Linked DNA regions of Homo sapiens: region 1 is linked to region 2. Evidence: read pairs that join two places in POLR2A ChIA-PET (ENCODE). Cell type or tissue: MCF 10A. All regions are shown on one strand. Links, peaks and the distances in the headings refer to the core of each region. The heading gives the core; the rest is flanking DNA. Region 1 overlaps DUBR (DPPA2 upstream binding RNA). Region 2 has its middle 10 kb from the start of CCDC54.

Region 1 (4,404 bases), core at 271-4,270, 81 kb before region 2:
ATGGTTTGCCAATTCCTGCGTCAATTAAATCAATACAACTAAATGTATGAGTTTCAAATATAAATTACTTGGTCTTTTACTGATGAAACCACAAAAGAGTTATGCCTATGAAAAATGACCCCTCACCAATAAAATTAATAAAGACCCAAATCCTTTTTTTTGCACATATCTAAAATAGACCAGCCTTCTTATACAAACAAAATCTCCACTCCTAAGAACTTTCTTCCTGCTTAACAAATTGTTACCTTTACTACCTAAAGTTTTGGGGAATATTAGGAAACCCTGGAATTAAAGAGGAAGAGCTTCATTAATTGTGTTCCTCTTCTTACTCTCAGACCTCTGTTTTCAAGGGTCCAAGAATTTGAACAGATGGAAATGTATGTGAACTGTGTGTGGATGTTCTATGTTCCAGTGCAGCTAATCAGGTCTCTTGATCCCTTAGCAACTAACTGCTTTGTAACATAGCCCTGCAGAGAGCTTTTCAACAAGTCTTAATTGAGCCAAGTCCACTCCAGGGGTATATGCATAGAGCTTGACCCTTGATTTTGAGTGAGACAGGAGCTACCTGTTGACGCATGATTCAAACTCCTTTCATCACGGTGTCTGAAGAATAATAAAAAGTGGAGCTGAGACTGACGTAACTAGATGATAATGGATGGGGGTGGTGAGAAAAGTATGAATGCTATGACCAGATTACCCAGATTTGTAGCTAAATCTGGGATGTTACTTTCTTAAAAAGTGCATCCAGCATCATGTAGAAGCACTAAAATTTAGGTAAGTCAGCAGGTCAGAAAAAAAGCAGTACATGCTTTTTTTCAACTGCTGTTATAAAAACATAGTAAATAAATACTGTTGAATCCAAAACATAAACAGCTTTAAAAAATTATTCTAATGCTTTAGCAAAGGTAATGCTTTTATTTTATTATGAGCTGCCCACGTGTACTTCTCAGGTTGTGAATCATTTGAGCAATTTTTCAGTTAAGGAACATTTTGTTCTAGAATGAAAATAATATCAAATGCCCCTCAGTAGTGTGGGGTTAGCATAAACATGGAATGACAGGCAGTTTAATATAAAACCAGAATAATGACATCATCTTACAGTACATTGAAGCTGCTATATGATTTCTTATGCATAGCATTTTGGTTTTCATGAGCATAATTTCAGGGACCATATTTTGATGAGTCACAGTCTTGTTTACAGTGCTAACATTTTGTTCTCTCTTGTAACTATGATAGGAGTCTGAAGAGATTTTCAACTCATTCACTGAAGCTGCTACTTACTGTCTGCTGCTGATACTCTTTGCAAAAAGGATTATAGATAGCTCTGGATTTCAGAATCTTAGATATTTCCTAACCAGAGTGCAAGGACCTAAAAGCCCTTAATCGAGTTTCTAATCACAAGCAAGATGGTCCTACATTAAGGGCCCTTTGAGAGTAGCATTCATGTCATTGTATCTTTGTCCCATATCAAATAGGTTTCTTATTTTAGCACCAAAGGCAATTCTTTCCTTGTAGACTGAAGAGAAGCCCTAACCAGTCAGTTAAGGAATAGAACACAGTAGCTACCATTTTATTCTCTCTCCCACAGGACTCTGGAACCTATTTTATTTTGATGAACAGCTATATATTGAATGCCATTTTACTAGTGTTAGTTCATTTCATCCTCATAACAACCTTGTGACGTAGTTACTATTGTTATCTCAATGTACAGAGGAGAAAATGAGACACTGAGTGGGACTCAGGGATTGCTCCAGGCCACACAGTCAGCAGGAGGCAAAGCCCAGATTCAAATGCAGATTACTCAGCTCCACAATCCACATCCTCACAGGAGGCTGCACTCCTTGCCCAAGCGTCAGACAGGAGCAAAGAGAAAGAAGGCAACCAGCTGGCTACTTTCTTCCCTTCTTGGATGCCTCCAACAGGGTGAGAAGGACTAAACAAATGACCAAGTGTCATCCCATTTTGGACATACTTAAAACACCCCATGGAATTTTTATTCTGACTTTCTTCTGCCTGTGTGGCATTTATGTTTAAATAAAAGAGAATTCAACTCGTATGTCTGATATCTTCATGACTAGTTTGCCAGGGATAGTCCCCATGTACACTTTGTTGTATCGTTGACCTGTTCAGTTTAGCATTTGCTCAGGGATTTCCATTTTTAACCTAGTGCTATTAGCAACAGTTGTGTTAAACATGCTAAGATGGGTCTGGTGAACTTTGACTTTTCGAGCTTCAGTCTGGTCTCAGCAAGGAGTAACTGAGATTTTGTGCAGTGAGCAGAGTTCCGACTTTAACACATGGTTAAATCTGATTGACTTCCAACCCTCTCTAAACACAAAGTAACTAACAGCAACTTCCCAAGTACATTGCTACAAGCTGAATATTTATGTTCCCTCCAACATTCAGATGCTGAACTCCTTACCCCAGTGTGAGGGTATTTGGAGGTGGGACCTTTGGGAGATTCGGTCTTCATAAATGGGATTAGTGCCCTTATAAAAGAAATCACAGAGAGCTTCCTCTCTCCTTCTACCATGTAAGGATGCAGCAAGAAGACACCATGAACCAGGAAGTACGTCCTCACCGGACATAGATTCTGCCAGTTCCTTGATCTTGACTTCCCAGCCTCCAGAACTACGAGAAATACATGTCTGCTGTTTATAAGTTGCCCAGATTTTGATATGTTGTTATTGTAGCCTGAACAAACTAAGACAGACATCATGCAGGACTCAGTAACAAAAGGAAATGCACACAAACGCTGTCTTGGTGTTTGCTGCCCTGTCAGCTTACTGGTGGCCCATTCAGTGGAGCATGGCCGATGCACAGGTTCTTACCACAGGCCTCGCCACAGCTAACAAGATACCTGAAACTGTCAACTTGCCAGTTGGTGGAGTCTTTGAGAAATAGGGAAAAGTATAGGGTTAATTAAGATGAGATGTGCAGGGGAAATAAAGACAGAGATGTCCTAACCCATAGGTAATTGTGTTGTTGTTGTTGTTTTTGTTTTGGAGACGGAGTCTCGCTCTGTCACCTAGGCTGGAGTGTAGTGGCCTGATCTCGGCTGACTGCAACCTTCACCTCCCGGGTTCAAGTGATTCTCCTGCCTCAGCCTCCCGAGTAGCTGGGAGTACAGGCACATGCCACCATGCCCAGCTAATTTTTGTATTTTTAGTAGACACAGGGTTTCACCACTGTTGGCCAGGCTGGTCTCAAATTCCTGACCTCAAGTTATCTGCCCACCTCAGCCTCTCAAAGTGCTGGGATTACGGGCATGAGCCACTGCACCTGGCCCCTATAGGTTATTGACTATAGTACCCAAATAAGTACCAAGAAAAAAAATTCCTGCTTATATAATTTTAATATACAGATAATTCATATAAGTACTTTAAAAATATTGCTTTAAAATACAAAAGGAGCGAGACTCCATCTCCAAACAAACAAACAAACAAAATACCTATAGTTTAGGACATCTCTGTCTTTATTTCCCCTGCACATCTCATCTTAATTTACCCTATAATTTTCCCTATTTCTCAAAGACTCCACCGACTGGTGAGCTGACAGTTTCAGGTATCCTGTTAGCTGTGGCGAGGCCCGTAGTAAGAACCACCACATCGGCCATGCTCCACTGGATGGGCCACCAGTAAGCTGACAGGGCAGCAAACACCAAGACAGTGTTTGTGCGCATTTCCTTTCATTACTTCTTTATTTTAAAGCAATGGAATTTTTAAAATTATGATTATATCTTGCTATTTTATTTTTAAATAGTTTTTGAATAGAATTTATATGTTTACAAATAAAAGACAATCAATTTAGCAATCAGTTATTACTTCAAGAATTATGTAATTATAATTATAAGCATGCCATTTTATTCTCAAATTTTTATATGGTCACCCTATGTGGGGAGGAAATCCATTACACTGTAAGACAGCCCTTCTCATCCATGGTTAGAAGCTACAATTACTAGAAAGTTCTTCCTCACACTTATTCAAAATTTCCTTTCTAATAAACTTTTTAAAATTTAATTCTGCCTTCTGTACCTACATAAATTCAATTCCAGAACCTCTTCCCCAGTAGAAATATTTTAAAATATTATCTTCTGTTTCTTGTCTACCCAAGCAGATTTGTAATATTTATAATCCCTGTATATCTACTTTTTCCTACCTTTTTTTGGTAAAAGCTTTTGGAATGTTTAGTCATATAACAAATAAACATTTGTGCCTGCTTTGAGTAGGCAGCAAGAGGTACTTCTTTTTTAAAATCACTTATTTTTTTCTCCATGGTGATGGTAGTATTCTCATTTTTTCACCCTAGTGATTATTTCTTGCAGAGACAGTGAATACTTAAAAAATTTTAATGGAAGGAATAAAAATATTCCTTCAGCGAAAAGAAATAATAGCAAGATACTGA
Region 2 (4,404 bases), core at 236-4,235:
ATTAAATTAAAAAGTCAAAAATAACAGATGTTGGTAAGAATGTGGAGAAAAGGGAATGCTTATACACTATTGATGGGAATGTAAATCAGCACAACCTCGATGGAAAACAGCACAGAGATTTCTCAAATAATTAAAAATAGAACTCTCATTCAATCCAGCAATCCCCACTACTGGGTATCTACCCAAAGGAAAAGTTCATTATATAAAAAAATACCTATATCCATATGTTTGTCACAGTATTAGATTGGTGCAAAAGTAATTGCGGTTTTTGCCATTGAAAGTAATGGCAAAAACCGCAATTACTTTTGCACCAACTTAATACTATTCACATTAGCAAAGATATGCAATCAATCAACCTAAGTGTCCATCAATGGATGATTGAATAAAGAAAGCGTGGTTTTTATACACAATGAAATATTACTCAGCCATAAAAGAGAGTAAACTTATGTCTTCTGCAGCAACATGGATGGAACTGAAGGCCATCATCTTAAGTGAAGTAACTCAGAAAGTCAAATACTGCATGTTCTCACTTTTAAGTGGGAGCTAAATAATGTGTACACATGGGCATAGAGAGTGGAATAATAGACATTGGGGACAAGGAAGGGTGGGAGGGTGGGAGGGGGATAAGGGACGAGAAATCACTTAATGGGTACAATGTACACTCTTTGGGCAATGGCTACACAATATACTCAGGTAACACAATTGCACTTGTACCCCCTAAATCTAAAAAAAAAATTTTTAAAGAAAAGTTCAAGGTTGTATTTAAACATTTCTTCTTTTCTCTTTCTGTACTCAGTTTTAGACTAGTCTGGCAGCATGAGCCACCTACTGGCCTCTCACTCTCTCCTCTGAACTGGGGTCAGTTGATTCCACAGGACAGTGGGGATGTCACCAAGAGACCCAGCTGGCAGCTGGCTTCTGGCTTTCCCTCCTTCTTCGAGCAATATTAACAATTTTAAAAGGAAATTCCCTCACATAGAAACTATACCTAGATTTTACAGGATCAAAATGACAATGGTTGAATTAAAAATAAAAAGAGATATTTAGAGAATAAACAGAAGCGGAAAAGATGAGGTCACCAATAACACTTGTTTCTTCTTCCCATCTTTTTAATTCCTCTATCTTGGACAGCAAAATGCTTGGTTGCTAAGTTCACTAATTCATAAAGAATGCTCTTGTTCTGACACAGCGCCAAGTACACCATAGACATTGATTAAACATTTATTGAATGATTATTATGGGCCAGTACTGAACTATTTCTCAAATACATTTTCTCATTTAGTTTAATCCCCTCAAAAACTTTATGAAATACTATGATTCCCATATCACAGATAAGAGCATACAAAATTTTAGAAACTGATCGAAATGCCTCTATCTGGTAATTCTCGTAACACCATTTTAAAAAAGCGGCTCAGTATGGTTTTCCCATGTTTGCAGTGAAAAGAAAAAAGAAAAGATGTACAGTCACATCAAAATTATAAACTCTGTACCTAAAATCAAAATTTCAAATTCATAGGCTTCTCACCAAATGTAGTTCACTCTAAATAGAATTTACTCGGGGCTACTCCAAAACCGCAGGCTGAGTAATACCATCCAAATTTGCAATGATTACAAATTAGTCTATTTTGTTGAGTGTATGAAAAGGTGAGTAAATTATGCTATTATTCTGCTCCCAATTTCTACAATAATTGGAATAGTCAGAAGAGTACAGTAGATCAGAGATCAAAATATCACCCTTATGATGGATGTAGCATAGAAGTGTGACAACGATAATCTTCCTAATACCCAATCTCAGAATTGGATTGAATCTCCAGGCTTCTCTCTGTGCCTCCCTAAACCCCACTCCTGATCTTTAGGGGCAGAGTCTGCCCTTATCCAGCTGATGGCATGGAGGACAGAATGAAGAATAAAGAGTGTCCTTGGCAGGCAGGCAAATCCCAAAGACAAAGGAAAGGAGGAAGAAGCTGAGCTATGCACGCCCAGTTCCTCAGTCCAACCTCACAACCAGCAAAGGCATTCCCTTCCTCTGAGGGGGTGGAGACAGGGCAGAAGTGATATGCTAATTCTTATCCCTCCTTGTGGAAACTCCAAGTCCCAAAAAGGAGGTATCACCATCCTACCCATCCACCCGCCGACATATATCCTGTGTGACCAGACTGTGATCTATTCCATCCTTTTCATTTGGGGCATGTTGGGCCTCAAGCACTTCACAACATGATTATTTTATTCCTAACGGTCAGTAGCGAATAAGACGTAAAATGACATAGTTCTGCTGTGGGTAAACTCAAGGTTTTAAAAAGGAAAAACTTCATTGTCACTTGCATTATATATGTAAAGTACACAAATACATGTATAGATATGTAAATTCTATATCTAAAAAGGAAAAAAATGCCCAATGGTGACACAGCATTAAATGATTTAATAGCTAAGGATTTTATTTACATCTCAGAATAAAGAAATGCCAAAAGCTGATTCACTGCACCACAGTGATGACTCAGCAGGTAGGCAGGAAGAGGAAGGAGCAAGCCAAAAAAGGGGTGGGGGAGGTGAAGCAGGTTCTGCGTTTGATAACAACAGCCCCCGTTTTTAAATATTTCTGAAAGAGGAGAGGGAAAAAGTCAAAATTAACAATAACTTTGTTGCCCCACAAAGCCTCTCCTTCTTTCCTACCCACTCTAGGAAATTAGGAAAGTGCACGCTGGAGGAGTCCCATTGAAAATGTCGGCTCTTCCACTGCTGTAGGCAGTTTAGGTCTAGCGGTTAACTTCTGAGATTTGGAACCCTCACTACCAAGTTCCATTTCTAAAGGCCATTAGAATTTCATAATAAAACACTGGATATAACATTTCTGTTATTCCTTAGTTCCTTAGCAATAAAATCAAGACATTTAATTTTGCAAATCTGACCCTTAAACAACTCTTATGAAAACATTTACTCCCAACTGACCGCAAAAGATACCAGCCCAGCCTCCGACATTCATCTCAGTCACTTTGTATCAGGGGCGCACACAGAATTCCCTCCCTGAGTTTATGTCATTTCTCTTGGTTCAAACTCCTCACTAGAAATGAAGCACAAAACACTATATATTTATTGACAGCCTGGTGGCTCATAGCTTGCACCAAGCTGGTTTGTTTAGAAGAACAAACTAAATAGGGTCCTTGACTTCATGGTGTGTACAGCACAGAAGACCTTTTTGACTTTCACCTGTCCAGACCTCAGTTGTTTTCAAGGATTTCATTCCCAAGCCAATACATTCCATGGGGATCTCCCTCCTTTGTTCCTCAGATAATCAACTGCCTGCATTCTCAGCACTTCACGTATTCTAAGTTCTTGAATTAAACCACCTAAAGGCTCTAGCTCCTTCAAATCAAAAACACTCATAAAGGGGGCCTGAATAATGTTTGGTCCTCCTTCTCTTATTGTGAGGATTTTAACCTGGTTTATATCTTACGGTGTCCATAAAGGGCTTTGAGGATTGGGGTGGGAGAGGTCTGTGTGTCTATCCCCTGATGTACTTATGTGCAAATTTGTGTGTGTATGCTAATATTCTGTATTAGTCCATTCTTGCACTGCTATAAAGAAATACCTGAGACTGTGTAATTTAAAAAGAAAAGAGGTTTAGTTGACTCACTGTGCCACAGGCTGTACAGGTAGCATGGCTGGGGAGGCCTCAGGAAACTTTCAATCATGGCTGAGGGCAAAGGGGAAGCGGGCACGTCTTACATAGTGGGAGCAAAGAAAGAAGGAGAGGGGAGAGGAGAGGTGCTACACACCTTTAAACAACCAGATCTTGTGAGAAATCATTATCTCAGGAACAAGGGGTAAATCCAGCTCCATGATCCAATCAGCTCCCAGTTCACACCATGCCCCACCTCCAACATTGAGGATTACAACGCGACATGAGATTTGGGTGGGGACACAAATTCAAACCATATCAGTGCTGTTTTCTGAAAAAGCACGCAAAACTTTCATCGGATTCTCAAAGGAATGTTGGAACCCAGATCTTCTGCTTTACTAAGGTTTAAGCAATTATATCACTTTCTCAATCATTTCAATGAGCCTGGACATTCATTTGACTTCAGCTCTACTTTCTAACAACAAAGAATGTGATTTCCAGCAACATGTTCTTATTTTTAAATGTCATTTAAAAATGTAAATGTAAAGTTCAATGGAAGTTACAACAGAAATTTTTGCCTATCTTAATATGTAAATTGCCCAAGGGCTCAGACCAGTTTCGTTTCATTTTACACTGCATGGTGGAGGAGAAACTTCAGCACTTAAATAGAATGAGCAGTAATTAAGTCTCACAAGTTACAGTGAGAATTGTAGCCATTAGTGCCAAACACTGAAGCTGAAAATTATTGAAATATGTATTTAATAGAACTGTCTTGTCGCTGTACTTTT

What was found. ChIA-PET counts read pairs that join two places held together with the same protein. Peaks named below come from ENCODE experiments on the same cell type or tissue, not always from the same donor. Only the 100,000 strongest peaks of a DNase experiment are listed, where the experiment ranks them.
Region 1: POLR2A ChIA-PET joins it to region 2 with 6 read pairs; 1 of 35 experiments calls an interaction of 5 or more read pairs at or near these places.

The regions. Positions count from the first base shown.
Region 1 is chr3:107,283,609-107,288,012 of GRCh38, forward strand. The region is part of intron 1 of DUBR (DPPA2 upstream binding RNA); the gene reads left to right. Among named protein-coding and RNA genes, the nearest start is that of DUBR, 45 kb to the left of the region's middle. RefSeq lists enhancers at 822-1,631, 1,632-2,441. In MCF 10A, for the core only: no CTCF peak of the experiment used is centred there; a DNase peak (open chromatin) is centred at 1,773.
Region 2 is chr3:107,364,959-107,369,362 of GRCh38, forward strand. No RefSeq gene overlaps it. Among named protein-coding and RNA genes, the nearest start is that of CCDC54, 10 kb to the right of the region's middle. RefSeq lists enhancers at 1,552-2,053, 1,817-3,016, 2,054-2,553, 2,344-2,638. In MCF 10A, for the core only: no CTCF peak of the experiment used is centred there; a DNase peak (open chromatin) is centred at 2,493.